2 separate regions of the Homo sapiens genome follow, and region 2 is linked to region 1. The links are chromatin loops, found by intact Hi-C in ENCODE. Cell type or tissue: heart left ventricle. All regions are shown on one strand. Links, peaks and the distances in the headings refer to the core of each region. The heading gives the core; the rest is flanking DNA.

What was found. A loop is a pair of places that touch in the nucleus more often than their neighbours do. Peaks named below come from ENCODE experiments on the same cell type or tissue, not always from the same donor. Only the 100,000 strongest peaks of a DNase experiment are listed, where the experiment ranks them.
Region 2: it touches region 1 in a loop (2.8-fold over the local background); 2 of 110 quality-filtered maps call a loop at or near these places.

The regions. Positions count from the first base shown.
Region 1 is chr12:52,114,452-52,130,014 of GRCh38, reverse strand. SMIM41-AS1 (SMIM41 antisense RNA 1) reads left to right here and starts at 11,797. Exons shown (of 4, transcript XR_007063312.1): 1 at 11,797-12,122. RefSeq lists enhancers at 10,886-10,935, 10,966-11,025, 11,036-11,175, 11,496-11,735, 13,099-13,308. In heart left ventricle, for the core only: CTCF peaks have their summits at 7,794, 7,999 (motif pointing right) and 9,807 (motif pointing right); DNase peaks (open chromatin) are centred at 8,014 and 9,802; H3K27me3 peaks cover 1,681 bases.
Region 2 is chr12:51,888,848-51,904,410 of GRCh38, reverse strand. It overlaps ANKRD33 (ankyrin repeat domain 33), which reads right to left. Exons shown (of 5, transcript NM_182608.4): 3 at 15,215-15,344; 4 at 14,929-15,039; 5 at 12,684-13,827. The coding sequence ends at 13,106. It also overlaps the pseudogene LOC102724178. Among named protein-coding and RNA genes, the nearest start is that of ANKRD33, 8.5 kb to the right of the region's middle. In heart left ventricle, for the core only: CTCF peaks have their summits at 9,287 (motif pointing left) and 12,372; DNase peaks (open chromatin) are centred at 6,990, 8,850 and 9,270; H3K27ac peaks cover 1,710 bases.

The DNA of each region.
Region 1 (15,563 bases), core at 4,938-12,937:
CGTATCAATGCTTATGGAGCTAGAGGTCTTCATAATACTTGCTCATCCTCCCCATCCATAACAAGCATAATGCAAGCTATATTTATTGAGCACTTACTAAGTACCAGGCTCTATTCTCACTCTTTGCATGCATTGCAGGTAATTCATAAATTCTCATTGCTGTGTAGAATTCCATTGTCTACATACACCATAATTTATGTATACATTTTTTTTTTTTTTTGAGGTGGAGTTTTGCTCTTGTTGCCCAGGCTGGAGTGCAATGGCACAATCTCGGCTCACCGCAACATCTGCCTCCCAGGTTCAAGCAATTCTCCTGCCTGAGACTCCCGAGTAGCTAGGATTACAGGCATGTGCCACTGTGCCCGGCTAATTTTGTATTTTCAGTAGAGACGGTGTTTCTCCATGTTGGTCAGGCTGGTCTCGAACTCCTGACCTGAGGTGATCCACCCACTTCAGCCTCCCAAAGCGCTGGGATTACAGGCCTGAGCCACCACGCCCAGCCACAGTTTTTTGTTTTTGTTTTTGTTTTTTTTTGAGACGGAGTCTCACTCTGTCGCCCAGGCTGGAGTGCAGTGGTGTGATCTTGGCTCACTGCAAGCTCCACCTCCTGGGCTTACGCCATTCTCCTGCCTCAGCCTCCGGAGTAGCTGGAACTACAGGCAACCGCCACCATGCCCAGCTAATTTTTTGTATTTTTAGTAGAGACGGGGTTTCACCATGTTAACCAGGATGGTCTCGATCTCCTGACTTCGTGATCCGCCCACTTCAGCCTCCCAAAGTGCTGGGATTATGGGCATGAGCCACTGCGCCTGGCCTTATGTATACATTTTACTGTTGATGGGCACTTGGGTTGTTTCCATTTTAGATATTACAAATAAAGTTACTATGAACATCCTTGACCATATCTCTTGGTGCTCATATGCATGCATTGCTGTTGGGCATAAGCCTAGGATATAGGATATGAGAATCTTCATCTTTGATATTTAATGTCAAAATAGTTTCCAAAGTATCTCTACCAATTTGTGCAACCCCCAGCAATGTGTGAGAAATTCTGTTTCTCCAAATCCTTATCAATTCAGTCTTTTTTGTTTTAGCCATGCTGATGGAAATGTAGAGCTAGCTATCTCATTGTGGGAGGTTTGTTTGTTTGTTTGTTTGTTTGTTGTTTTTGTTTTTGTTTTGAGACAGAGTGTCGCTCTGTCACCCAAGCTGGAATGCAGTGGCGCAATCTCAGCTCACTGCAACCTCTGCCTCCCAGGTTCAAGTGATTCTCCTGCCTCAGCCTCCTGAGTAGCTGGGATTACAGGCGCCCACTACCACCCCTGGCTAATTTTTGTATTTGTAGTAGATACTGGGTCTCACCATGTTGGCCAACCCTGCCCTCAAGTGATTCACCCACCTCAGCCTCCCAAAGTGCTGGGATTACAGGCATGAGCCACCACACCCGGCCTCATTGTGATTTTATTTTGTATTTTGTTGGTAACTGGTGAGGGTGAACAACTTCTCATCCTTATTGGTTATTTGGGTATTATCCTTTGTAATGTGCCTGTTCAAATCTCTCAGACTTTCCTAGTGGGCTGTCCATCTTTGTCTTACTGATGTATAACAGTTCATTTTTATAGCTTTGTTGAGAAATAATTGATACACAAAAAAAAAAAACCTGCACATGTTTAACGTCTGCAATTTGACGAGTTTGGACATATGCATACACTGTGATACCGTCACCACAATCAAAATAAACATTCATCACTTCAGATGTTTCCTGGTGTTCCTTCCTCTCAGCTTCTCTTGATCATCTCCCCACTCTCTCTCTCCCACCTTCCCCCGTGATCTCAGAGGTCCCAGCGTCTCTGATCTTTAGAGCTCCTGCTTGCATCTCACATCCAAATAATAATAGTCCAACAGTCACAGGTGGTTAAGAGGAGATCTGGCCTTTGCCAGGCCCTCCCTAAAATCCTCTGGGACCATTTCTGAAGAAACTGTCCCGTTGCCAGTGTGTCCTCATGTGGAAGGGCCAGGCTACTTTCTTATGGGCCTGGGCCCACCCTCAATCAAGGTTGCCCCAGGCTCTCAAAACCAAAGAGTCAGCATATACTCAATTCAGACCTGCCTCAAAAGGGATCGAGAAGGTCCCCAGGGATGCCCCTCTGCTCACAGTGAGGAAGACCTTAGACATGCCCGTGCCAAGCAGCTGAGCCCCCACCCTGAATTCCTCCATTCCCGTGAATCCCAATCTCCACCTTCAGTGAGACAAAACACAGCTTATTACCCCCACGCTCTGCCTTCTAGGTTTTGTTGGGTTCCCAAATCCTTATCAACACTGTATCAACACTTATGGAGCTAGAAGTCTCCATAATACTCACCCCTCCCCCAATCCTTCCTCCATCCATAACAAGCATAATGCAAGCTCACAATTATTGAGCACTTACTAAGTGCCAACCTCTATTCTCACCCTTTGCGTGCATTAATTTAAACATCCAACTCTTCCAACACCCATATAGCAGTTACTATTACTATGCTGATGCACAGAGAGGTTAAGTGACTCCCCCAGGGTCACACAGCTTCTGATTGGTGGCACTGCAATCAGTGCCCAGATTCCTGGTCTCTCTGCACCCGAAACTGCTGCAGGGGCCTCTACCACAAGCTCAGGGCTTGCTGCCTCGCTTCCCTCACAACATTGCTCTGCTTCCTTCTTGCGGAGAAAGTCTTGTGAACCCTCCCTTTCTGCCCCGGCTGCTGGGAGACTACAGACAATGCCGATACTCATGCACAGCAATGGTACCACCCCTCGTGGCCACCAGGTCTGCTTCTTCCCTCATTTTCTGTTTTATCCGTAATGATAGACTGAGAATGTAGGAGGCAACATCCTTCAAAGATGTAAAATGCTAGGCCACAGAAAACAGAGACTGTAAAAGGCAGACCCGAGCGGCAACAGATGCCATGATTACGTCTCGAGGCAGCCAAGGGGAAGAAGAAATCTGATCCATTACTATCTGCAGGAAGCAGACTGTTTGCTCTGCAGGGACAAAGTTTTCCCCTTACAATACATTCTCATAAAATTGGCTCACTTGGGCCTTCCTGTAAGGAACGCTGAGGGATGCGATGGATTGGTTATGGCCTGAAAAATCACTTTCGCAGCAAAAGGAAAGCATACTTCATGTGACTGTTGACCAACACAGAGGACACCACGCCAACAACCTCAGGGATGCAGAGTCCTCCAGAAGAGAGGCCAGCGTGGTCCAAGGACACACTCTCCCAGGGCAGAGGGTCTGGTCAGGGCCAGAACTCGGAGTACCCGGCAGCTGGCTGGACAGTTCAGCCCTTCAAAGCCCTGCTCCGAACACCCTCCACCCACTTTTGTTTGCCGAGGAACTGGCTGTCCCTTAAGTCCAGAGACTGGTTGTCCCTTGAGTCCAGGAACTGGTTGTCCCTTGAGAACAGGGACACAATCTTTCTATCTCTGTAATTCAGCCCCTGCCCCACCCTCAACAGCTGAGGTGACTGGAAAGGGTGGGTGGGTGGATGATCCAGGCAGGTCCCTCAATCAAAAGAAGTGGCAGACACTTCTTTTGTCCCCTAGCTTCTGTAGAAGTCATGGAGCCCTAATTGTAGTTGGGCACATGGCTGCCTGTGGTGCTTCCTGGCACCCCTGGAGACTGGGAGAGTCACACAGCTGAGTCCTGAGCAACAAGAGGGGAGTAGAAGTGATAAGCTGGGGACACCCTCTCCCTGCCTCGTCCCCTCTCTCTGGCTAGAACACAGAGGAGGTGGTGGCTGGCCATCTCAGATCAAACTTGTCCATCAGCCTTCAGAGCAACCAGACGGAAAGAGCCTGAGGCACTGGCCCTGTGCAGCTGCTGTTCCAGCCCTGAAAGCCTCCTGCCAAGACTATTATGTGAGAGAAGTCCAAGCTTCCATGTTGTTTAAACCACTGTTGTTTTGAGCCTCTAATGCAACAGACAAGTCTATAGATGAGCTCATGTCCCAGGAGCTACCAATGAAATGCCACTGCCTTCCCCCAGGGCCACCTGGCTGGCACCTGAGCACTGTGTCCACCTGCATGTCTTCCTGGCACAGTCTCCACTACCAACACTCCCAGAGGGAGAACAGCCCCCCACAAGGGACTTAACACCATCCCTGTTTTACAGATAGGGAAACTGAAGCTCGGAGGAATGGCCAAATCTGCCTGAGGGCTCAATAGCAATGGCTGGTGGAGCCAGTCCCAAATCCAGGCCTGCCAGCTGCATGGTGTTTGCTCCCCTGGGAGAGCTGGCTCCTGTTGTTCACCTGCTCAGCCAAGCAGAGACTGCCTGCGCAGTTAGCGGTGGAGGCCCTATTTGTGGGGAAATGCCTGGATAAGCCTGTCTGGAGGCCAGGCCAGCACCTAAGGTCTGCAGGGCAGGCTGTGACCAGGAATCAGAGGGAAGCTCCTTTGCATTATAAAGGGAGAAACAGTGGGGACGGGGTGTTGGGGGCTGGAAAGGAGGGGGAAGGGGGGAAGGGAAGACCGGTGAGAACAATGGCGGGAGGCTGCCTTCCGCACCTCTCAGTGAGGTCTTCCTAAACATCACAAAACACTGCAGTCGTGGGATTTCTGCAGAGCCGGGTGAAGACACTTAGCCTTGTGATGGGGTCCACTTGTGACCCGGCTGCCACGTGAAGGTGGCACATACAGTGGAGGGGAAGTGAGCCACACATTCGGCAGATCTCAGAAGGTGCATCTGGGAATGTGACTCTAACAGGGGCCGGGCCCCACCACAACCCACTGATGTTGGAGTCAGCAACCAGCCCACAGCAGGGCTCTTGCAGGGACAGTGACCCCACATTGCACTGAGGTGCTGCTGTGTTCTGAACCACCTCCAACATCATGGACTACAACAGCCATCACTGTATTATGTTGCAGAGTCTGGGGAGGTCAGGGGTTTGGAATTGGGTGTAGGGTGTGACGGGGTGAAGCCTGGAGCCTCAGCTGGGAGCACTGGAATGACTGGGGGTGACTGGGACGGCTGGGTTGGACTCACTGCTCCAGCTTCTTCACTCCCATATCTGGACGGGACCACGGCTCAGCTAGGACTGTCAACTGAAGCACCTCCAGGGAGCCTCCCCATGGCTTCTCATAGCTTGGCAGTGAGGTTCTCAGAGGGAGTGTCAGAGAGGGACACCTGAAGAACAGCATTTCGAGAGACCCAGGCCAAAGCTGCCTGGCCTTTAACGACCTGCACTTAGAAGTCATGTGGCCTTTGGGCGCTGTGGCTCATGCCTGTAATCCAAGCACTTTGGGAGTCTGAGGTAGGCAGACCACTTGAAGCCAGGAGTTCAAGACCAGCCTGGCCAACATGGCAAAACCCCATCTCTACTAAAAATACAAAAATTAGCCAGGTGTGGTGGCAGGCGCCTGCAGCCCCAGCTACTTGGGTGGCTGAGGCAGGAGAATCGCTTGAACCTGGGAGGCAGAGGTTGCACTGAACCGAGATCGCGCCACTGCATGCCAGCCTGGGTGACAGAGTGAGACTCTGTCTCAAAAAAATGGAAGAAAGGGCCGAGCACGGTAGCTCATGCCTGTAATCCCAACACTTTGGGAGGCCGAGGCAGGCAGATCACAATGTCAGGAGATCCAGACCATCCTGGCTAACACGATAGAACCCCGTTTCTACTAAAAATACAAAAAATTAGCCAGGCATGGCGGCGGGCACCTGTAGTCCCAGCTACTCAGGAGGCTGAGGCAGGAGGATGGCGTGAACCCAGGAGGTAGAGCTTGCAGTGAGCCGAGATCGCACCACTGCACTCCAGCCTGGGCGACAGAGCAAGACTCTGTCTCAAAAAAAAAAAAAAAAAAACGGAAGAAGTCTCTTGGCCTTGCATCCCCTGTGCTCTATTGGTGGCAGCAGTCACAAGCCTGCCCAGTTTCAAGGGGTGGGGACATAGACCCCACTTCCGTGGGAGGAGTGTCAAAGAATGCGGGAGCTTGTTTTAAACTTCCATGCTCCATAACACCATAAGCGACTCCCTCTTGAGGTCTCTCCTTAGCCAGCTCAGGTCTATGATTTCAGCGTGTCCTAACATCAAAAAATAACTCCCCTTCCCACAGCTGATGCTTGGAATTCCCAGCAAGAGATCAAAGGCTTTGATCTGGAGGGGACTTTTATTCTAAAGCAGCTCCTCCCAGCCCCTCTCCCACCACCACCCTTGAGTCGGCACTGGGCCCTGACGCCCCTTCTGCCTCCATGTCAGTGGGCTCGCCAGGCCTCTGCAAGGAGCAGCTTTGGCTGAGGGAGGATGGAACACCTGGGCCATTGTGTGTTTACCAAAAGTCCATCCTGACAGGATCCTGGGAAGAGTGAGGAGAGAAGGAGAGTCTAAGGTCCTGAAGGTCAACTCAGCCAATGTCACCATTTAGCCAGAGGCTGCTCCTCCCAGGAGCTTCTGCTTTATGCCCCAACTACACTTTCCCCTCCTGCCTCACACTGGCTTCTATCACACAGGACTCCATCCAGCCCTGCACCTCTGGGGTTCCTCCTACTTCCTACCGCCAGTCCACTGTGGCCCTCCCTTTTACGGCCAATGGTCCCAAAGATCTATTTAGAAGTAGATTCAACATCCTGTTTTATCCATCCAAGCCAGCTTTTGCTGTGTACCTACTGCCTCAGCAGTGCAGAAACAAACCATTCTAGGTAAAAAAAAAAAAAAAAAAAAAAAAAAGTGGGAGCGAGTGGGGCACAGGAAATCAGGTGCTTGTAAAATCACAGGAGTGGGTGGTGGGTGGCAGCTGGATAGGCAGGAGGCTTCCAGTGGGACTGTTGAGCTCGAGGACACACCCACCCACCACCATGCTGCCATCTGCGGATCAATAATCACTGCACTGCCTTTGCCGCCACCATAACTGCCAGAACACCCAGGACACTCGTGACCAGACACTAGAACACAGAGTTCAAAGGCCACAACCACTTTCTACAACCCTGCTGGTCAGCAGAAGCAGCGGCAGGAAGATGGCCTTCACCACACCAAATCCAGCCGAGCACTGTCTATTAGAGGCGCCCAGTGTGCTCTAGCTGCAGGGAGTTTGGGAAGTGCATTTGGCTTTCTCATCTCAGCAGTCCATAAAGACATGTAGAAGGAGGAAGGATGGGTACTGAGGGCTGGGACACTGTGCCCAGCACACATGAAGGAACCGTCATCTGTGCTCCTGGAGCTCCTGGGAAGCTGGAACCTTCCTTTTCTTCCCAGGGGGGGGTTGGCAGAATTCTCTGTTCTCTGGGCACCATCAGAAGACCTGGTCTCTGTCACCACTGTATATGTCCTCTGGTTTATTTCTCCCACTGCTGTTTTGCCACCTCTAGAGCCGTAGATTGCCCCATAAACCTCCTGGCTACTCAGCAGGCTGACACCTTCTCTGCTGGAAAGTGGAAGAAGATGAGTGCCACGGGCTCCCTTTGCCACTGCATCCATTAAATCTCCCGAGGACACACTTACCAGGCATGCACATTTCTTTACTGACATGTTTGAGCAATTTCAAGAGGGAATTATTCCTCTTCTGAGAAAAAACTGTTAAAGTCCCAACTGACTTGGAATTTCCCTTGAGTTTCAAGCAAAAATGTACCTAAAGATCCCGGGCCTTCCCAAGGAAGTGACTCCCTACCCACAGTATCCCCACTCCAGCTGCTCTCGGGGTCTCCCCACCCCCCAGCAACTCCCTCCTTCTCTCCCTGCCCGTCAGGAAACCACCCTGCTCCCAGCCTCCTTCACCTTCACCTTCCTTCATCATCAGCGTCAGATCTGAGTCCTGCGGTTCTAAATAGCACCCCAGGCCTCAGCAAGTGGAGGGTAGGGGAAGAAGAGGCAACTCCTTGTTGCCGGTCCTCAGCAGCACCGTGGGAGGGGGCTTGGAGGGAGAGAGGGGTGGGGTCTTGGAGGGAGAGAGGGGTGGGGGGTCCTGGGGCCACAATGAACCGAATTCTGGCATTTGGTTCCTTCTCAGGACCTCCCACTAGAGGGCGCGACGGTCCCGCCGGTTCCTTGCCAGGTGGCTCCAGCTGCGGCGGACATCAGAGCATCTCCCAGGGACTAGAAGTTCAGACTAATGAGATTGAGAAAAGAGCATTTCCACATTTGCAAGGCGCCTGTGCTGCTCCGGAGGTCCCCATTACTCTGTCCAGAATCCTTTATTGCTTCCTGGTCCCCGAGGGCCTGCTGGAACCAGAATGCGAGAAGGGCTCTGCGCGGTTGGCCTTCCTGGACTCACAGCTTCCCTGTGAAGAACCTAGCGGGCTCTGCAACGCCCTGGTCACCCTTTCAGAGTGTTTGAGAGCTTATATGGGATATGTTTAAGCTGAGACAGGTCCCCAGCCACCCACAGCACGGGTAAGGGAGCATGGGCAGGGGACCCTCGGGGCAAGTGTTCCAGGCCATGCCCAGCCTCAGAGGGCCCTGAGGCTGGCGAGGGCAGCGTGCTCAGAGGAGATGGAGGCCAGTGCGGCTGGAGCTGGGGGGACGGCGAGTGGGGGCCACCACCTCCCCAAACTTCTCCATTAAGTAGCTGTGGGCAGAGACTGTTCCTCCCCGAGGCTGGAGGAGGGAAAGAATGGGGGTGCCTCTCGGATTTTTACCCACTCCTACCTGGGGGCAGGGTTGCTGCTGCCTCCCGGCTAACCACCTGTGGGAAAGTAGACAGATCCTCCCCAGCAACCAGCCACTCCTCCTTTTCCTCCTAGCCAACTGTCACAGGTGTGTGAACCGCAGCAACTCCATCTTGAATAGGGGCTGGGTAAAATGAGGCTGAGACCTAACTGGGCTGCATTCCCAGATGGTTAAGGCATTCTGAGTCACGGGATGAGATAGGAGATCAGCACAAGATACAAGTTGTTCAAGACCTTGATTATAAAACAGGTTGCAGTAAAGGAACCAGCCAAAACCCACAAAACCAAGATGGTGACAAGAGTGACCTCTGGTTGTCCTCACTGCTGTACACCCACGAGCGCCATGACAGTTTACAAATGCCATGGCAATGACAGGAAGTTACTCTGTATGGTCTAAAAAGGGGAGGCATGAATAATCCACCCTTTGTTTGGCACATAATCAAGAAATAACCATAAAAATGGGCAACCAGCAGCCCCCAGGGCTGCTCTGCCTATGGAATAGCCATTCTTTTATTTTTTTACTTTCCCAATAAACTTGCTCTCACTTTACTGTACGGATTCGCCTTGAATTCTTTTTTGTGCAAGATCCAGGAACCCTCTCTTGGGTTCTGGATTGGGACCCCTTTCTGGTAACACAACCACTCCTCCTTTCCTTGGTAACATCCCTAATTTTACTTCTGGTGTACACACCTCCCCAAGCGATCCACGTCTTTGTTGGGAACTGACTCCTCCATGGGCTCTAGGTTGCGCATACAAGGTTCTCGCTCTGTCGCCCAGGCTGGAGTGCAGTGGCGCCATCTCGGCCTACTGCAAGCTCCGCCTCCCGGGTTCACGCCATTCTTCCGCCTCAGCCTCCCGAGTAGCTGGGACTACAGGCGCCCGCCGCCGCACCCGGCTAATTTTTTTTTTTTTTTTTTTTTTTTTTTTTTTTTTTTTTTTTTTGTATTTTTAGTAGAGACGGGGTTTCACCGTGGTCTTGATCTCCTGACCTCGTGATCCGCCCTCCTCGGCCTTCCAAAGTGCTGGGATTACAGGCGTGAGCCTCTGCGCCCGGCCTGATGTAGGCTTCTTAGTTGCTTCCTCGCCCTCCTGGGAGAGCTTCCCAAAGTCTCTCCCTCCCGCCAGGGACCTGCACCAGGTAGCCCAGGCCCTGGGAGCGGCTATACTCTTAGGGCCACACGGGGGCGCCAGCCTCAGGCGGCTGCACCACGCCCGCCTGGAACAGGAGACCCCAACACCCCAGAGCGCAGTCAAACCGCCCTGCACTGGCCAGTTACTCTGGCTGATAAGCCCCCTTCACTCCTTAGCCCCAAGTGAGTGAGGTGCTTCCTCGCAAATGAAAATCTGCGGCCAACCCTGAGTCACTTCTTAAGATGCGGGCTCCCATCAGCTCCCCAACCCCAGCCCCACCCCTGAGTGCCGCCTCCCGAGCTAGGCCTGGAGAGTGCAGACAGGAAGGAAGCGCAGCTGGACCTCACCCAGAGAGGGGGACAGATTATCAGCAGGGTGGGAAGTGCTACAGGGAGCCCTCAAGGGCATCCCGCGTGTGCGGGTGATGCAGGCAGGTGCATGGGGGAGGGTGGGGTGCTACCAAACCCCAAGTGAGCCCTGTTGGAACTGAGCCTGGGGTGAGCCGGTAAACAAAGTGTCGGGAGGCGCTTCAAGCTTCAGGGCCAAGGGCCCCAGAGCATGAAGGTAGAGACAGCCAGGTGGAAGTGGCTGGAGAGGGTGCACATGAGGACAAACAGGAGGAGGGGCAGCAGGAGGGTGAGGTGGTGACAAGGGCGGGGAGGTAACCTGGACCAAGGAGACTGGACTCTAGCAGGAGGGAAATGACCCCCAGGGCGGGCTTAGGCAAAGTAAACATGATCACAGGGCAACATGCTCCCACAGGACTTTCTGCAGTAAGGAAGTGTGGCTATTGAGCCCTTGAAATAATGAGGCTAGTAAGACGCAGGAACTAATTTTTAAACATTATTTCCTTTCAATTAATTTTTTTTTTTTTTGAGACGGAGTCTTGCTTTGTCACCCAGGCTAGAGTGCAGTGGTGCAATCTTGGCTCACCGCAACCTCCACCTCCCGGGTTCAAGCAGTTCTCCTGCCTCAGCCTCCCAAGTAGCTGGGACTACAGGCACGCGACACCACTCCCGGCTAAATTGTGTATCTTTAGTAGAGACGGGGGTTTCACTTTGTTGGCCAGGCTAGTTTCGAACTCCTGACCTCAGGTGATCCACCACCTCAGCCTCCCAAAGTGCTGGGATTACAGGCATGAGCCACTGAGCCTGGCCCCTTTTAATTAATTCAAATGTAAATAGCTGCACCAGTTAGGAGGCTGTGAAGATGGTCCAGGTGAGGGAGGGTAGGGGCCTGAAATGGGGAGGCAAAGAAATGGGGAGGGCATGGACTCTAGGATTGTCAGGGCACTGGCTATTTAATATTTAACTTAACCACTCAGCCAGTACTGAAACAGTTGTTATGGAGGCCTGCGTTCGTGAGACCTGGCATGCCACAAGTGAGTAGAGCCAAGAAATCATGGAGACCCACTGAAAGAGGGGAAGGAATGCTCAGGGCCTTGGAGGTCTCCTGGGGGTCTGGCCGGGGCAATGGGGTGCTTATGTATCATCACTAGGAACAGAAACCCACGATGAATCAGCTTGGAGATGACAAGTGTGGTTTTGAACACATGGAAACTGAGAGGTCTTAGGACATCCCAGTGAAAGCATCTGGTAGGCTGTTCTGTGTATGGCTCTGATGCTCAGGAGGGAACTGAAACTGAAGACAGCCCTGTCAGTCATCAGAGGTCAAAAATCGGCAGCCCATAGGCCAGCTTCAGGTCACAGATGGAGGTTTAGACTGGCTCACACCATTGATCTCCCGAAGTGCTGGGATTACAAGCACTGCGCCTGGCCTCATCCTACCCACCTCTTCTTTTTTTAAAATTTAAGTTTTTCCATTTGCTGTACTTCATGCCAAGTATACACTCCCCTCCTGCCTGTTCCCAAGCCAGGGACCAAGGACTACAGGCCGGTACAGGATTTGCGCTTGGTTAATCAAGCTACAGTGACTTTACATCCAACAGTACCTAACCCGTACACGTTGTTGGGATTGCTGCCAGCTGAGGACAGCTGGTTCACCTGCTTGGACCTGAAAGACGCTTTCTTTCGTATCAGATTAGCTCCCGAGAGCCAGAAGCTGTTTGCCTTTCAGTGGGAAGATCCGGAGTCAGGTATCACTACTCAGTACACTTGGACCCGGCTTCCCCAAGGGTTCCAGAGCTCCCCCACCATCTTCAGGGAGGCGTTGGCTACAGACCTCCAGAAGCTTCCCACCAGAGACCTAGGCTGCGTGTTGCTCCAGTACGTTGATGACCTTTTGCTGAGACACCCCACGGCAGTCAGGTGCGCCAAGGGAACGGATGCCCTACTCCAGCGCCTGGAGGACTGTGGGTATAAGGTGTCCAAGAAAAAAGCTGAGATCTGTCGACAGCAGGTACGTTACTTGGGATTTACTATCCGACACGGGGAATGCAGCCTGGGATCAGAAAGAAAGCAGGTCATTTGCAATCTACTGGAGCCTAAGAGCAGAAGGCAAGTGAGAGAATTCTTAGGAGCTGTGGGGTTTTGTAGACTGTGGATCCCAAACTTTGCAGTATTAGCCAAGCCTTTGTATGAGGTCACAAAGTGGGGGACCGGGAACCTTTTGAATGGGGATCTCAACAACAGCAAGCCTTTCATGAGTTAAAGGAAAAAACTTATGTCAGCCCCAGCCCTGGGGCTACCCGATCTGACAAAGCCTTTTACATTGTATGTGTCAGAGAGAGAAAAGATGGCAGTTGGAGTTTTCATCCAAACTGTGGGGCCCTGGCCGAGGCCAGTGGCCTACCTCTCTAAACAACTAGATGGGGTTCCTAAAGGATGGCCCCTGTGTTTGAGGGCCTTGGCAGCAACTGCCCTGCTAGTACAAGAAGCAAATAAGCTGACTCTTGGGCAAAACCTGAACATAAAGGCTCCCCATGCTGTGTTGACTTTAATGAATACTAAAGGACATCATTGGCTAACGAATGCTAGACTCACCAAGTACCAAAGTTTGCTCTGTGAAAATCTCCGTATAACCATTGAAGTTTGGAACACCCTAAACCCCACCACCTTGCTCCCAGTATCAGAGAGCCCTGTCGGGCATGATTGTGTAGAAGTGTTTGACTCAGTTGACTCTAGTAGATCTGACCTCCGGGACCAGCCTTGGGCATCAGTAGACTGGGAACTACACGTGGACGGGAGCAGCTTCATCAACCTACAAGGAGAGAGATGTGCAGGGTATGCAGTGGTAACCCTGTACACTGTTGTTGAAGCCAGATCGTTGCCCCAGGGCACTTCAGCCCAGAAAGCTGAACCCATTGCTTTAATTTGGGCCTTAGAACTCCATGAAGGTAAGACTGTAAACATTGACACTGATTCTCGGTATGCCTTTTTAACCCTTCAAGTGCATGGAGCATTATAGAAAGAAAACGGCCTATGGAACTCTGGGGGAAAAGACATAAAATATCAACAAGAAATCTTGCAATTATTAGAAGCAGTATGGAAACCCCACAAGGTGGCAGGTATGCATTGCAGAGGACATCAGCGAGCTTCCACCTTGCTGGGTTTGGGGAATTCCCGCGCTGACTCAGAGGCTCGAAAAGCAGCATCTGCCCCCTTCCGGCAATCAGTCACAGCCACTCTGCTCCCTCAAGCACCTGATCTTGTACCTACTTATTCTAAAGAAGAAAAGGACTTTCTCCAGGTAGAGGGAAGGACAAGTGATGGAGGAAGGATGGATTCGGTTACCAGATGGGAGAGTAGCTGTGCCACAGCTGCTAGGAGCTGCAGTTGTACTGGCTGTGCATGAAACCACCCATCTAGGTCAGAGTCACTGGAAAAGTTGTTAGGCTGGTATTTCTACATCTCGCATTTGTCAGCCCTTGCCAAAACGGTGACACAGCGGTGTGTTACCTGCTGACAGCACAATGCGAGGCAAGGTCCAGCCGTTCCGCCCGGCATAAAAGCTTATGGAGCAGCCCCCTTTGAAGATCTCCAGGTAGACTTCACAGAGATGCCAAAGTGTGGAGGTCAGAAGTATTTACTAGTTCTTGGGTGTACCTGCTCTGGGTGGGTGGAGGCTTATCCAACACGAACTAAGAAAGCTCGTGAAGTAACCCGTGTGTTTCTTCGAGATCTGATTCCTAGATTTGGACTGCCCTTACGGATCAGCTCAGATAACGGGCCTGCGTTTGTGGCTGACTTGGTACAGAAGACGGCGAAGGTATCGGGCATCACATGGAAACGGCATGCCGCGTACCAGCCTCAGAGTTCCGGAAAGGTGGAGCGGATGAATCGGACTATCAAAAATAGTATTATTATCTTTCCCACTGGATATTAAAAACAATACCACAAGGGGCATCAAACCACCTGCCAAATTTGAGGGAATGTTATTCTGTCCTCCCCCCGCCCCCGGATATTAGAGACAATAACATAGGGGTAATGTAAACCCACTGCTTTATTGGGAGAAGTATCATCCTCTCCCTTCTTGGATATTAGGAACAATATCACAGTGTGCGTGTACGCCTGTCACAAAATTCAATGGAATGTCATCCTGTGCCTCCCTGGATATGACGAACAATGTCACGGGGGATGTACAACTTCTGAGATATTGGGAGTGATACCATCCTCTCCCCTCTGGAAGTTAGGGACAATATCACAGGGGTAGTGTACACCCTCTGTGATGTTGGGACTAATATCATCCTCCCGTCCCCTGGATATTAAAAACCATATCACAAGGGGTGTACACACACTTCGATATTGGTATTAATACCATCCTCTCCCTCTTTGGATATTCGGTGCAATATTTCAGGTGGGGTATACACCACCAGCAATACTGGAAGTAATATGATTTTCTCCCCCCTGGATATTAGAAACAATATCACAGGGGGTGTGAACAACCCCTGCAATATTTGGAGTAATATCATCGTCTCCCCTCATGAATATTAAGAACAATATCGTAGGGGGGGCATACACCCCCTTTGATGTTTGATATCATCCTCTTCCCCGCTGGATATTAGGAACAATATCAGGAAGGGATGTACAGATCCTGCGACATTTGCTGTCATCTAATTGTCTCTCCCCTAGATATTAGGAAAAATGTAACCGGGGATGTGAACACCCCTGCGATATTGGGAGAGGTCTCATCCTCTCCCCGCTTGGATATTAGGAACAATATCACAGCAGGGGTGTACTGCCTCTGCGTTATTGGGAGTAAAATTATCCTCTCTTCCCCTGGATATTAGGAAGGGTATCAGAGGGGGAGGGTGTACATTCCCTGTGGTATTCAATGTAATCTTATCCTCTCCCTCCCAGGGTATTAAGAACAATATTAGAGGAGGGGTGTACACCCTCTGCGATATTGAGAGTCATATCATCCTCTTTCGCTCTGGATATTACGAACAATATCACAGGGTTGTGTACACCCCCTGTGATACTGGGAGTAATATCATCCTCTCTCCCTCTGGATATTAGGAAGAGTATCACAGGCTGTGTACACCCCCTGCAATATTGGGAGTAGTATCATCCTCTCTCCCTCTGGATATTAGGAAGAGTTTCACAAGGATGTGTGCACCCCCTGCGATATTGGGAGTAATATCATCTTGTCGCCCTCTGGATATTAGGAAGAGTTTCACAGGGGTGTGTACACTCCCTGCAACATGGGGAGTAATATCATCCTGTGCCCCCTGGATGTTAAAAACCAAATCACGGGGGTTGTACACCTGCTGCGATATTGGTAAACGTTACTTCTAGTATCCCACAGAGGGTACACCCTGTGATATTTTTCATAATATCATAGGGAGATATTGCTTCTAATAACACAGTGGGTGTACACCATGTGTGTACACTCTGTGAT
Region 2 (15,563 bases), core at 4,494-12,493, 230 kb after region 1:
AAAAGCAATTATAAACAGGATATGCTATTTTTAATTTTTGTGTCCATTTGTTCATTAAATTATATAGAAATATAATCGATTTTTACATATTGATCTTGTATACTGTGACCTTGCTGAACTCACTTATTCAAGGGGGTGAGGTATTTGGGTTTTCTACCCCTCATGGATTCTTTGGGATTTTCTACATCGACAGTCATCTGCATCTGCAAATAGAGACAGTATTATTTCTTACCTTCCAATATGCATATCTTTTATTTCCTTTTCTTACCTGACTGCACTAGCTAAAACTTCTAGCATTATGTTGAATAAGAGTGGTCAAAACAGAACAGCCATCCTTGCCTTGTTTCTCTTAGGAGAACACACTCAATCTATTAATCATAATGTTAGCCGTAAGTTTCTTGTAGTAGCCACTCTATATCAGATTGAGAAAGTTCCCCCATTCCTCTTTTGTGTGTGTGTGTGTATTCTTATCATGGATGGCTATTGAATTTTGTCAAATGCCTTTTCTGCATCCACTGATACGAATTGTGTAATTTCTCTTTGTTAGTCTGTTAATACGGTAGATTATGTTGACTGATTTTCTCTTCTTTCTTTTTCTTTTTTTTTTTTTTTGAAACAGAGTTTTGCTCTTGTTGCCCAGGCTGGAGTACAATGGCGTGATCTCGGCTCACTGCAATATCTGCCTCCTGGGTTCAAGCGATTCTCCTGCCTCAGCCTCCCTAGTAGCTAGGATTACAGGTGCCTGTCACCACACCTGGCTAATTTTGTATTTTTAGTAGAGAAGGGGTTTCTCCATGTTGGTCAGTCTGGTCTTGAACTCCCGACCTCAGGTGATCCACCCGCCTCGGCCTCCCAAAGTGCTGGGATTAGAGGCGTGAGCCACCGTGCCCAGCCTATGTTGACTGATTTTCTAATAGTGAACCAGGCCTTACATCCCTGGAATAAACCCACTTGGTTATAATGTGTACTTCTTCATTATATATAGCTCAATTTTATTTGCTAATATAGTAATTTGCTGCATAATGAAGTTTCAGTCAAAAATATTCCACACATACAATGATGGTCGCATAAGATTATAAATGGAGCCAAAAAATTCCTGTTGCCTACTGACGTCGTAGTAACGCATCGCATTACTCATGTGTTTGTGCTGATGCTGGTATAAACAAACCCACTGCGCTGCTAGCCATAGAAACGTATACAGCATGTACAGCTATGTTCAATAAACAATACTTGATGATAAATGACAATGCTACTGGTTTATGTATTTAATATCCTATACTTTTTATTATTATATTTTAGAGTGTGCATCTTCTATTTTTTAAAAAAGTTAACTTTAAAGCAGCCTCAAGCAAGTCCTTCAGGAAGTATTCCAGAAGGCATTGTTATTACAGGAGACAGCAGTTCCACACATTACTGCCCCTGAAGACCTACCAGTGGGACAGGATGTGGAGGTGGAAGACAGTGATAATGATGATCCTGACCCTGTGTAAGCCTAGGCTAATGTGTGTGTTTAATAAAAAAAAAAAATTAAGTACAAAAATGAAATTAAAAGTTTTAAACATAGAAAAAAACTTATAGAAGCCGGGCGCGGTGGCTCATGCCTGTAATCCCAGCACTTTGGGAGGCTGAGGTGGGCAGATCACCTAAGGTCAGGAGCCTGAGACCAGCCAGGCCAACAGGGTGAAACCCCATCTCTACCAAAAACACAAAAAATAGCCGGGCGTGGTGGCGGGCACCGGCAAGCCCAGCTACTAGGGAGGCTGAGGCAGGAGAATCACCCCAATCCAAGAGGCAGAGGCCGCGGTGAGCCGAGATCACGCCATTGCACTCCAGCCTGGGCGACAAGAGCAAAACTGCATCTCAAAACAAAACAACCAGTTTTTGTCCAGTTCAAGGATTATTTTCTCTGTCCTTCCACCCTGTTATTGCGCTCATCCAATGAGTTTTTATTTCAGTTACTGCAATTTCCAGTTCTAAAATGTCCATTTGGTTCTTTGTATCTCCTAAATTTTTATTATTATTTTGCTGGGACATTCTATTTCTTTGTTGAGATTTTTGATTTTTTTCATTTGTTTCATGATTGTTCTTAATTACTTACTGAAGCCTTTTTTTTTTTTTTTTTTTTTTTGAGATGGAGTCTCACTCTTCCTGCCCAGGCTGGAGTGCAATGGCCTGACCTTGGCCCACTGCAACCTCCGCCTCCTGGGTTCAAGCAATTCTTCTGCCTCAGCCTCCCAAGCAGCCAGGATTACAGGCACCCAGCTACGCCCGGCTAATTTTTTGCATTTTTTACTAGAGATGGGGTTTCATCATGTCGGCCAGGCTGGCCTCAAACTCCTGACCTCAGGCGATCCACTCGCCTCAACCTCCCAAAGTGCTGGGATCACAAGCATGAGCCACCATGCCCGGCTACTGAAGCCTTTTTTTAACGGCCACTTTAAAATTTTTGTCATACGATTCTAACATCTCTATCATCTCCGCGTTGGCATCAACTGTGTTTTTCATTCAGTTTGAGATCTTTCTGGTTCTTGGTATGACAAGTGATTTTTTTTTTTTTGAAACTGGATATTTGAGGTATCATGTAATGAAACTCTGAGTCTTCTGTAAATGTTCTGTTGTAGCTGGCGTTTTATGATACCATTCTGGCAGGGGAGGAGAGGGTACACATCTCGTTACTAACAGTGGGGGAGGAAGTCTAGGTTCTCCATTCAACCTCCACTGATGCTCATTACTGGCATGTGGGGGTGGGAGTTCCGCTGGAGGGAGTAGGAGTGCCTCATTACTGCTCCTCCACGGCCTCTACTGACACCTTCCCGGGGAGTGGCTTCCTTATTGCTAGACTGTGGTCAAAGTCTAGGCTCCCCTTTCACCTTTGCGGGTGTAAGTGCGGGACTGCACAGTTTTTTCTGTGGTGTGGAGCTGGAGCAGAGCAGTGATTGTTTAAAAGTTTTCTGCCTCACTGGGCTGCTCTTTCCTGGTCTTCTGGCTGGACAGGGCAGCTTTTGTTGGCACTTTCTATGTTTGTGCCCACTGGCATTTTCAGGTCGTCGGCTTCTTTGGCTCCAATTCTCTGCCATAGGCCCTGGCTTTCTTCGGGTTGAGTTTGGGTTTGAGAGGCGCCCCTGGCTTGAGCTTGGCTTTGGGGAACTGGGATAGGTAAGTCATAACTGAGTGTTCGTCCACATCCGGGTGAATGGTTTCTTCAGGAGTGGTGACCTGTGGGACACCCAGCCATCATCTGCCTGCTGCATGGCTTCTCCTGCGTTATCCACAGGTTTCTGTGGGTGCCAGGATTCCCAGTCTGGGCACAGACCTGGAGCACAGCTGTCTACCAGGGCTCTCAGGGCTTTGCTGTCTTGCCAGTTCTGGCTAAAGTTGGTGATGGGCAAGTAGGGGACCTTGTTCTGAATCCACCCCAGCAGCCTCTGCTTCCGCATCTGCTTCTTGGCATCATCATCCCCTTCATCCTCACACACGGGCGTGGAGATGGAGTAGCGGAGGATCAGCGTCCACACCAGACCCAAGATGAGCTTCAGGTTCCCATCCACAGTGGCTTTGCTATCGATGGACACGAGCTTGATGCTGTCACGGTCCAGGAACTCGAGCGCCACGGACACGTTCTTGAGCTGCATCTGGCGAAAGGTGGGCCGCTGATGGTACTTGAGGTACATGTGCTTCTGGCTGAGCACCTCGAGCAGCGCAATGGGCGGCAGCCCGTCGCTCAGGTCAGCGCCAATGCCGTTTGTTCACGCACTTGAGGTGCTCGTGGCACCAGCTTGTGAACGTCTTCTGCTGGATCTTCTTCCACGGCGCGTCCTCCGCCAGATCCTTCTTGGTCACTGGCATCCTGGTGGCGGGGAGAGCGCAATGCGCAACGAACTGCCAGGAAATGGTGTTTGGAGGCCCAAGGGCCGAGGAGCGAGAACCGAAGCGGAGCAGGAGCGGGGTTCGAACTTGCTGCTACCGGAGCCAAGGCCCAGCGTGCTGCTCTGCGGCTGCCCGCCCCTGGCCGCGGGAGGCGCCTGGCCCTGCGCCTGCGTGCTGAGCCGCCTCTTAATATTCTTAATGATGTTTGAACAAAGGGCTCAGCATTTTCATTCAGCAATGGGCCTCACAAATTATACAGCTGGTTCTGCACCAGGGAGGGTAAGGAGAAACAGCAAGGGAGGAAAACTAGCAGGGCATGAGATGGGCTTTGCTCCATTGAAATTGCAGGGTGGGAGAATTATATGAGACAACCTAGGGATTTTTTGTTTCTTTGTTTGTTTTGTTTGTTTTTTGTTTTTTGAGACAGAGTCTTGCTCTGTTGCCCAGGCTGGAGGCTGGAGTGCAGTGGCACTATCACAGCTCAATGCAACCTCCGCCTCCCAAGTTCAAGCAATTTTCCTGCCTCAGCCTCCTAAGTAGCTGGGATTACAGGCATGAGCCACCACGGCCCGGCTAATTTTTTGTGTGTTTTTAGTAGAGACGGGGTTTCACCATGTTGGCCATGGTCAGGAGTTGGTCTCGAACTCCTGACCTCAAGTGATCCTCCCACCTCGGCCTCCCAAAGTGCTGGGATTACAGGCGTGAGCCACTGCTCCTAGCCAACCTAGGGATTTTTTAAACACAAGAAACATGAAAACAGTAGAACAGGGTACCCAAGGAGGAAGAACTGTGGGTCTCCATTAGGGGAGAAGTGGGACAGATGTCTGCAAATTCCATTTATCCATCTCTTCAACACATAGGAGAGTGACCAGTTTTGTGGGCAAATGGAGTCTGGGTTTTGCCTGGAGGAAAAGGGAGAAGAAATGACTTCTCTAGGTCTTCTTTAGCTCAGGGCAGAAAGCATGATGGTGTCCTGAAAGAGCATAAACTGTGGGACGTGGGGCCTGGGTTCCAGGCCCGAATCATTTATCTGGGCCTCAGTTTCCTCCTCTGTACACTGAGAGGTTTCGACCAGACAATCCTGAAGGTCCTTGCCTGCCTTATATGCTCTCTTTTGGCTCTAAGATTCGGGAATACTACCCGGTCCCAGAACTGGTCACTAGAACTCAGGTAAAAAAGACAGTTTGGCTGGTGCCTAGGTTTGGGGAGGATGCGGGGTAGCCAGAGTTCTGCCCCGAGACTCAGGAAGAGGCTGGTAGATTCCCAGACTTTGAGCCGCCAAGTCATCTTCCTCTTCCTCTCCAGCTCTTCCAGATCTCCTCCAGATGGTCTCGTCCACTCCCCGCCCACCCCCCGCCCTCAGGATGACTCTTCTCAGGATGGAACCTCTTGAGGAAGGGATGCCACGTCAGGGCAGCAGAGTCTTAAGGTTGGACGGTGTCCACATGATGGCATGGAGGTGGGTGGGCCTGAAGCCTGGTCTCTGTGGAGAAGCTGTTTTAGCGCTGCCTGCCTGGCAGTGCAGTGAGCTGTGCATTGCCCCTCCCTGCAGGCTTCCCATAGGCTGTAACTGTCACCCTCCAAATTGGCCTCAGCACTGAGGAAGAGGAGAGTTAGTGGAAAGAGCTCAGACTTGGAGTTGGAAAACCTGTGTGTGAGCCTCAGTTTTCATTCCTGTAGGAAAGGGTTGATAATTCCTTCTCTACCACATTCTCAAACTAAGCAAACTATGTGCAAAAGCCCTTAACCAGCCGGCTGTAAAACCCACAGGGACACTGGTTTGTGTGGAAGGAGGGGCAGAGGTGTGGGATAGGAGGAAGGGCACTGAACCAGGAGTCAGGAGACCTGAGGCTTGGCCATACACAGTGGAGGAGCCTCTATTTCCTTGTCTGCTCAAAGACGAATAATACATATTGCCTTTTCTACTACTGGCTGCATGAGAGGTTATGATACAGATGAATATAGCCCCTGAAGAGGCTGCAAAGGAGGAGGCAGCTGTTTTGAAAAAAAATTAAAAGAATCCCAAATAAGTTCAGGGTAAAATAAATACAACTTTGCAGAAGAGTTTATAATGAGAAGCAACCGTACCCATCCCCAGACCGCATTGCTAGGGCCAACCCTTGTCTCAAAGTTCCAAATACTAGTTTTTCTGACATTTACTTCAACAAACCCTCAGTAATATGTGTACACTGCTATCTCTAGATTTAAAAGGTTCAGGATTTAGGCCATTTAGGTTGTCTCTCTCTAATTTTTTTTTTTTTTTTTTGAGACAGGGTCTCACTCTGTACTCTGTCACCCAGGATGGAGTGCAGTGGCGAGGTCATGGCTCACTGCAGCCTCAAACTCCCTGGCTCAAGTGATCCTCCCGCCTCAGCCTCCCAAGTAGCTGGGACTACAGGCATGCACCACCATGCCCAGCTAATTTTTTAATTATCTGTGGAGATGAGGTCTTGCTATGTTGCCCAGCTGGTCTTGAACTCCTGGGCTTAAGTGATCCTCCCACCTTGGCCTCCTCTCCCTCTAATTATTGATCATTATATTATTATTGTATAAATTTAAGTAATATAGCCCAACCTCTAGTTCCTATTTATGGTATTAGAAAGTATCTCTTGACTGTACTGATTGAGGATAGCGGCACCCTGCTCTTCCCTGAGCTGCAATGAGGGAAGACATGTCAATCATCTAAGATGAACCATCTTGTTATGGGGGGTGTTCAGCTGGAACTCCTGAAGGTGGAGATGCTCTGACGGCTGTGCTGAGCATTCCAGATGGCATAGGAGGTCCTGGAGACATCAAGACTTCCCCATTCCAATGAACAGCAAGGTCTGAGTTTGCTTGGATGAGGAAGGGCAGAGTTGACTGGCAAGGGGGTGGGAGCCTGGCAGGCTCTTGGGTGGTGTTGAGAGAACCCTTACTGCATGGGGAGAGAGTTTGAGGCATTAAGGTGACCATCCCCAGTGTGGACCAGAAAAGATCCCCAGTATCTGAGAGTAGGTAATGGCCCCGGCTGAGAGAGAATGTTTGGAAGTGGGGCTGCACGTCTGGGAGAGGTCAGAGCCAGCGGGATTTCCTTCAGCTCCAGCCACTCTGGTGGGTGGGACCGGATTGCTCATGCTGGACACAGGAATCTGCCTTTGTTTCCAGCTGGAGGGGAAATGCCATAAATTCTGCCCCGTTCCCACCCCTCCAGCATCCGTGCCCAGGCTCTGCCCTTCTCAGGACCAGAAGGCCTGGGACTGAGGGCCCTCAGGTGAATGCTTATTTCCAGGACCCCCAAATCCACAGGCTTCTGCCCCTTGTCCCCCAAAAGCAGGGCACTGGCATGGATGTAGGAAATAGGGGTCGGGGTATCCAAGGCGGGTCTGGAGTAAACAGGAACAAATAAGGAGTGAGGTTTAGACCTGCTCACTGCTCTCCTCTCCCTTGGAGGGATCATGGCCTTTCACAGTTAAGGAGGACACCAAGCTCTGAAGGGAGGACTTAAAGGCAGGGCCTGGGCCCCCCTAGCACCCCAATTCCTGCTCAGATAGATGGACCATGAAACTCCAACCAGTCACACAGGCAATTTTTGGAGCTGGATGGCTGGGGCAATGGATGCGGTGTTGTGGGGCAGAGGGGGCAGAGCAGGGCATGGGTCAGGAATCTAGGGAAAAGGGGGCCCTGTTTTTATTTTTTCCTGGTCAGTGAGTGTTTGTGCACCTGTGTGAACAAGTGTGTATATGTGTGCCTGCATGTGAAGCCTCGTTACGTGCAACTGGGTGTTTGTGGGCCAATGGGCCTGTGTAGATGTCTGTGCCTCTAAGCCCGTTGCTGATGGCTTGTCTGCATGTGTCTCTCTAACCATCTGGAGTAGAAGTTGGCAGGAGCTGGGGTGTTGAGGAGGGCCTAAACCTTGTCCTCAAGCCCTCTCCTTCAGATCTGGGTATTTTCCTTAGGGATGAAAAGGTCTCCCTGTGGGAAAGGAGAGAGGAGAGCAGATGTAAACTTCTGTGTGAGCTGTGGCCAATTAGGTCTCTCTCGGTGTGACCAGCTGAGATCTGATAGGTGGAAGGTCCAGACGGGCCAGGGTAAGGGTGTGGCTGGCCTGGTGGTTGATGTGGTAGAAGACGCATGTGTGGTCCCAACCACTTGGAAAGTGTGACTGCTGGAGAGGGGGCATCCTGTCCAGGTTCCCCAGTATGGAGAAAAGAGGACACAGACCAGTGAGTCCCCATCTGTCCTCTGTCCTCCCTACATATATGTACTCCCTTGCCTTTTCCTGGCAAGGGGTTTCCTGGGGCATGCCCTGGAATGCCCACTGCCAGTCCATGGATAAGAGCGGCCCCTGAGAGAAGGAGGGAGATGATAAAGGACCCCCTGAGCATCCAGGACCTTAGAGGAGCCTGAACAAGGTTCTTCCCTATGCACATGTTTTGAGCCTGGGATGGGTTCCATGCTGAGCCAGAGGCTAGGGACACAGACATGGTCCCTGCCCACACGGGAGTGAGTAGGCTTCCCCAGGAGTCCACACAAGCCTGGCTGACATCCCAGTGTGTGTCGGGACAGCCAACTCTGCAGTCCCAGGTATAGGAGCCCTCTGCCTTCCAGGTGGAGGGTGTACATGTGTACACTCCGGGAGCAGCTCCTCCAGCCGCCAGCACTGTGGTGATGAGGTGGGCTGGGAGTGGGCCTAGGGTGGGGGATGCAGAGATGTGTGTTTTCATTTCCTGGGCCACCAGAATAGTTTCCTAGAATCACAGGGGAGGCCATGGGGCCTCAAGGGCACATCCGCCAGCCTCCTCCATGTAGCTGCACCCTGGGCTGTTCCCTTACTCACTGCTGCTCAGGTACAATCCCAGGCTGCTGTTGACCCACCATGCCCTGACCATGTGCCAGGCGGTGCCCAATGCCTCTCAGACCCCTCACTGCTTGGGCTACAGACAGCCCTGGGTGGCAGCAATTGTGGTCTCATCATTTGATGTTACACATGAGGTGACTCAGGTTGGGAGAGGCAGAGCCAGGACTGAAACCCAGGTCTGTCTGACTCCAAAGGCTTTGCCGTGCCTGCATTCTGCACAGCCAGGGGCCTCACTATGGATTTCTTGGCCTCTGCTGACAGGGACTGAGTTCGGAAGCCTCAGGAGCTGTGATGAGGGAGGGGGAGGCAGGGATATTAGAGGAGAGGTTGACTTTGGGAGGCACAGGCCACAGCAACTCCAGGCCTCAAGGCTTCTCTCTCTCTGATCAGCCTGAAAGGGTTCTGGGAGGGGGAGGGAAGGCTATTGTCAGGACCTATTAGAGGATTAGAGAGAAATGGCTTGGCATGGGAGGGGGAGTTGCTAGAGTGAAGTCCGGGGACTCTAGCTGTCCTGGAGATGGCCAGGGATTGGAAGGGTGGGTCTTCTCCAAGGCAGAGAGGCTCCCTCTGCTGGAAAACATGCTCCAACCTGGAACCCAGGCATTAATGTGGGTTCCACCAGATCCACCACGGCCAGGACAGAGGGGCCTAGGGAACCACAGAGGGCTAGTTCCCTGGCCTTGAAGGTACAGTAGTCGTCCCTGAGCAGGTTGGAGGTGGAGGGAGAGGCTCAAAGAATCAGAGGCTCAAAGTTTAATCCTCCCTGGCTGCAAGCAGATGCCATGTGCTACAGTGGAATGAGCGCAGGCTTTGGAATCTCACAGACTTGAGCTCCAAGCACTGCTTTGCCACTTACCAATTGGTGACATTGGGCAAGTTGCCTAAACTTTATAGCCTCAATTTCCTCAACTGCAAAATAGGAAGGCTGTGCAGATTAAATAAGAAAACAGAGGCCGGGCACGGTGGCTCATGCCTGTAATCCCAGCACTTTGGGAGGCTGAGGCGGGTGGATCACCTAAGGTCAGGAGTTCAAGACCAGCCTGGCCAACATGGTGAAACCCCATCTCTACTACAAATACAAAAATTAGCCAGGTGTGATGGCGCATGCCTGTAATCCCAGCTACCTGGGAGGCGGAGGTTGCAGTGAGCTGAGATCAAGCCACTGCACTCTAGCCTGGGTGACAGAGATGAGACTCCATCTCAAAAAAAAAAAGAAAAGAAAGAAAGAAAGAAAAGAAAATGGGCCAGGCGTGGTGGCTCACAACTATAATCCCAGCACTTTGGGAGGCTGAGGTAGGAGGATCGCTTGAGCCCAGGAGTTTGAGACCAGCCTTGGCAACATAGTGAGACTTTATCTCCACAAAAAAATTAAAAAGTTTTCCAGGTGTGGTGGCACACACTTATAGTCCCAGCTACTTGGGAGGCTGAGGCGGGAGGATCCTTTGAGTTCAGGAGTTCAAGCCTGCAGTGAGCTATGATCACAACCTTGCACTCCAGCATGAGCAGCAGAACAAGACCATATCTCAAAATATATAGATATAGATACAGATAGATAGAGCCAGGTATGATGCCAAGTGCTGCGTCATCTCATTCAATTCTTATAACAGCCCTATGGTGAACATGTTACTCTTACCTCTATTCTGCAAGTGACACCTGTGAGGCTCAGAAAGTGTAAGTAACTTGTCCAAGGTCACAGGCCAACTCCCAGGGAGGCATTTTGCCACGATGCTGATCCACGACTATCGATGTAGCTTCTTTCTCTGTCTATGATGTCCAATGCCAAGGCTGGCTTCCTATGCCATGATTTCAGCAGTGGGTGGGGAGGAAAGAAATCTAGCTCCATCCTGGAGGCCCTGAAGCTGTTTAATCCAACTCACTTCCCCGGGGCTCTTCCTTAATACGTCACCTCTTGATAGTACTTTACAGTTTATGGAACTCTTTCACCCATACTAGCTAGTGGATCCTTCCAATAGCCCCCATTTTCTCCATTTAACAGATGTGAAAGCCGAGGCAAGAGAAATTTAAGTGCCTTATTCAGGATCAAGTTACCCTTGAGTCCCTTCCAGTCCACCATAGTGGCCTTCAGAGCTCTTCTGGGAGAAATCATATATTATCTGACCCTATTAGTCATTTTCTTCTCAGTGTGTGTGTGTGTTTGGGGGGGTGTATTTTCCCTATTCAAAGAGTGGATTTATTTTTTAATGTTTCAAAATTTGGTAGACATAATTAGAAAGTCAAAACGCCCTGTGCGGAATTCCAAATAATTTATCTAGATACTCTACCCTCAAGGAGATGGTGTATAACTCCCCACTCTGTTAGTGTGGACCTTGTATAAGACTTCCTTCCAAAGATGACAGTGCAGAGAGGGGGAAGAAAGAGAAACTTTACAGTGGAGAAAACTGACAAACTACCTGAGCCAGGTGATTGAGGTCTATATCAAGTGATAAGTCATGTTCATACTATATGCCTCCCTTGACATGATGTGAGAAAAACTTTACCTCTGTGGAATTTTCCCTTCTGAAAACCCAAAGACCCAGTCTTACATTAATTATAAGAAAAACATCAGACAGGCCAGGCATGGTGGCTCACACCTGTAATCCCAGCACTTTGAGAGGCCAAGGCAGGCGGATCACTTGAGCTCAGGAGATCAAGACTAGCCTGGGCAACATGGTAAAACTGCGTCTCTATCAAAAATACACACACACACACCACCAACAACAACAAAAAAAATCAGACAAACCTCAATTGAGAGACATGCACAAAATACATGACCAATATGACTCAAAACTGTCAAGATCATGAGGAACAAGGGAAATCGGAGAAACTGTCACAGTCAAGAGGATTCTGGGGGATGTGATGATGAAATGTAACAGGGGATCCTGGATAGAATCCTGGGATAGAAAAGGGACATTAGGGCTGGGTGCAGTGGCTCACCCCTGTAATCCTAGCATTTTGGGAGGTCAAGGCAGGCAGATCACTTGAGGTCAGGAGTTTGAGGCCAGCCTGATCAACACAGTGAAACCCTGTCTCTACTGAAAACACACAAATTAGCTGGGCATGGTGGCGCACGCCTGTAATCCCAGCTACACGGGAGGCTGAGGCAGGAGAATCACTTGAATCCAGAAGGTGGAGGTTGCAGTGAGCCGAGATCAAACCACTGCACTCCAGCCTGGGCAACAGAGGGAGACTCTGTCTCAAAAAAAAAAAAAAAAAAGAAAAAGAAAAAGAAAAAAAAATTAAGGAAATCTGAATAAATCTGTTCAGTCCTTTTCTGGAGAACACTACTGTGTTCTTCCCAGGGATGCTCCAGTACCGCATTGGGGGTTAGCGTTAAAGCCTGGAGGCCACACTGGATGGCTAGATCTCAATCTTGAGCCCTGCCAGTGTCTAGCTGTGGGACCTAGGCAATTCCTTAGCTTCTCTGTGCCTCATATCCTCAAAGATAAAATCCTCAGGATTACTGGAAGGGTTAAATGTGTTACTATAAATAGTAAGCACCTTCTAAGTAGTTGCTATCATTATTATAAACATACAAGCAAATATATTTACACAACAAAAGTTTGAGAAAAATATCCAAAACTTGTAAATAAGGCCAAAAAATAAAGTTAGTGCCCTTTCAAATATATTTTAGATCATTGGCTAATAACCCCACCTATGGGTCATCTAGGGGAAGTTAACTTTGTTTGACATGCTATTAATATTTACTATTGATAAGGACCCAGGCTCTCTAAAAAGACAGATTAACCTGTTAAAGATTGATAAGTGGCAAATTATTTTGGTCTAGTAGAAAAAAATAAAAATGGTTATGGCTTTATTGCCAGGTGTCAATTAACTTTTTTGTGTCTAACTTTGCAATCTTATTCTAGCATTCATTTTTTCACTGATTGTCAATAATGGCTTTTCTTTTCTTTTTTTTTTTTTTGATCTATCCTGCTGGTTCACTCATTAAGTAGTTAAATAAATCTTAGTACTCGCTATATATTTGTCTTAGTCATGTTTATCTTCGTGAAAATTTTACTTCGACAAATAATAATATGCCATATACACTGTTCCACTCCTTAGTTATTTTTACTTTATACATCTTGATGGTAGTTTCATATCAGAATATAAACAGCTTCCTTAGTCTTATTTTAGAATACACTGTAGAGTATGCTCTGTATGGATGGACAGCAATTACATCCGTAATCAATCTAGCCTGTCCCTTACTGATGGACACTTCGGGTGTTTCCACTCTTTCACTCTTGCAAACAATGCTAGAATGAATGACCTTGTATATATATAGGTTGAGAGCAGATTTACTTAGGCAGAGGTGGATGGGGAGGCCGGAGGCACTCCAGAGGGGAAAGAAGCCCTGGGAGGGGCCTGATTACCTGTTCCCAGCCTGTCCTATCCCATCTTCCCCTACTTCTGTGCCATTCTGGCCTCCTCCTCCTGTTTCCTCTTCTCTATCCTGAGCTCCTGGTATCGCCAGAGAGGAAGGGCCAGACTTTGGTGTCCTGAAGGACTGGGCTTCGGCTGGCACTGGTGGGAGGATGAGGATGCCTTGGAGAGGAGGATCTTGGGGACTTGGGGCCTGGGGCTGGTGCTATCCCTGGGTTGTAGCCACTGAAGGCACTTGCTCAATATGCCCTGAGGGCTCTGGTAGGGGACGAAGACCCACGGGGACCTCTGGGGACTCCCTGGCGGGGACTGGGGAACCAGGGGAGGGGGCGGGGCAGTACCTAACAGCTCTGGCACGGACTTGCTTCGGGTGCCCAGCGAAGGTGGATGGTCAGGGCACAGAGTGTGGCAGGCAGTGGTGACGAAGGGACTGGCCAGGCTGGTTGTGGCAGTCACAAGGTGGTCCAGAACACCCCCCTCCTGAGGAGACGGGGCAAAGGGGAGGCTCAAGGTAGCCTGCAGCCGTTCTAGGAGTGAAGGGGCAACCTGGGCCTGGGCCTGGGCCTGGGCCACGAGCCCGGACAAGGCCGGCCACTCGGGCTTGTAGTGCTGGCTAAGCTGCTCCACTTGGGGCCGCCTCAGCAGCTGCCGAATCCTCCACACGGTGTCGAAGCTGTCGGTCAGCACTGCCCATTCCAGGGCCGTCTTGCCCCGAACAGGGTCCACTGCTGTCAGGTCAGCACCTGGGAAGGAGCACAGGGGGTGACATGGGGCGGGATAGGGGTTGGTGATTTGTGGAAGGGCAGATTCTTTAGGAGCAAGACTGATGTGGGTTACATTCGAAGCCATAGAGTCCCATCCTGTTGAAGGTGGAATCAGGGAGGCCAGTGTTGCAACCTCCTGTTTAAGAGAGATTAAGACACTTAGGTCCAGAGAGGGGAAAAGACTTCAGAGAGACCTATTGTGGGGCTCCACCTAGGGCAGAATAGGGATCTCCTCAATCCAAGGAGCTGAGCAGAGCAGCGGTGCAGGCTGCCCAGGACAGGCAGAGGCCTGAGCTGCACCCTCTGGGGCAGGTGGGTGGGGATGATCGGCTGGTTCCCTCTCCTGGTTCTTCTCTTCTCACCATCTCCCTCTCCCATCTTGGGGTTGTGGGAGGAGCAGTCACTCTAAGACAAAAGAAAGGGTGTAGAGCGCCCTCCTTTTTCATTCACTCCTTTTTCACTCCAAACCCAGTGGGGTGTGTGGGGAAGGGAAAAATGGAGGCAGGGGTCCCCCAGAGTGACCAGCAGAGGGCAGCCCCACTGCGGGGAAGAAGGGCCCCCAAACAACTCCATGGACAATGTGGACTTCACCGCACCTCCCCCTGAACGACCCCACAGAGCCACAGGCCTCAACGACACTTCCCTGGATCCCCTGGAAGCCTGGCTTGTCAGAGTTGGAGGTAGTCCCAGGGAAAGCTAACACCCTCACAATACTGGTGAGGCCCAAAGAGGGAAGCCACTCAGCTAGGAACAGGGGCTGGTTCCAGATGCCAGCCTTTTTTCGTGTTAGATTTTCCAGCTGGGCTAGGTTCCCCTCCCACACTTTCCTTCCTGGGACCTCCACACACAATGTCTGAGCTATCAATAGCAGGACTTGGTTGATTGTACGAAGCCCAAATCATGTGCCCCCCCCTCCAGGAAGGTGAACTAGATTGATCCCCCATCTCCACCTCTCTCCTTTCTGCAAATAATCACAGCTGACTTAGTGTCTGGTGGGAAGGCTTGGAGGAGGGACTGGAGGCCACACACCCCGGTCCAGGCCCCGCACACCTGCCATGAGGAGGGTGGCCACGCACTCACAGCGGTTCCGCATGGCAGCCTTCATTAACGCCGTGAGCCCCCGCTGGTCCCGGCGTTCCAGGTCCAGGCCCACATAGTAGTTGAGCAGGAGACTCACTAGAGGCACGTGGCCTGCAGGGCAGCAAGGGTAAGCTTGGTCCCCAGGAAAGGGGGTGATGAAGCTCCCAAACCGCCCTCCACCCAGCATGACAGAGTCTGGTGTAGAACACCGTGCAACAAGGGTGGGGCTGAGGCCCTGTCTGCATCAAAAGGGGGCTGTCGGAAGTGGGGTGCAGCAGCCTCACACCTGCTTGGGCAGCCAACATGAGGGCCGTGTCCCCTCCTTTGTCCTGCTGGTTCACATCAAGGAAAGGACAGTGGCTGAGCAGGGCCACAACACTCTGGAAGCCGTGGTAGCATGCGACCATGAGGCCTGTCTGAGGGAGGGGCAGCTCAGATCCCCTGCTTTCCCCCTGGGCCACTCCAGGGCCCCTTGCACCCTCTAAACCCATATCTGTCCCAGAGCCTGCCCCAAACCCCGTGAAGACCCGCCCTTAACCATTCCCTTCCTCCTTAGGACTGCAGGAGGTATTGCCCCTGAACCCCTCTCAGGGAGCCAGGCCAGGACGGTGTGGTGGGGATGCAAAGATGCCCCC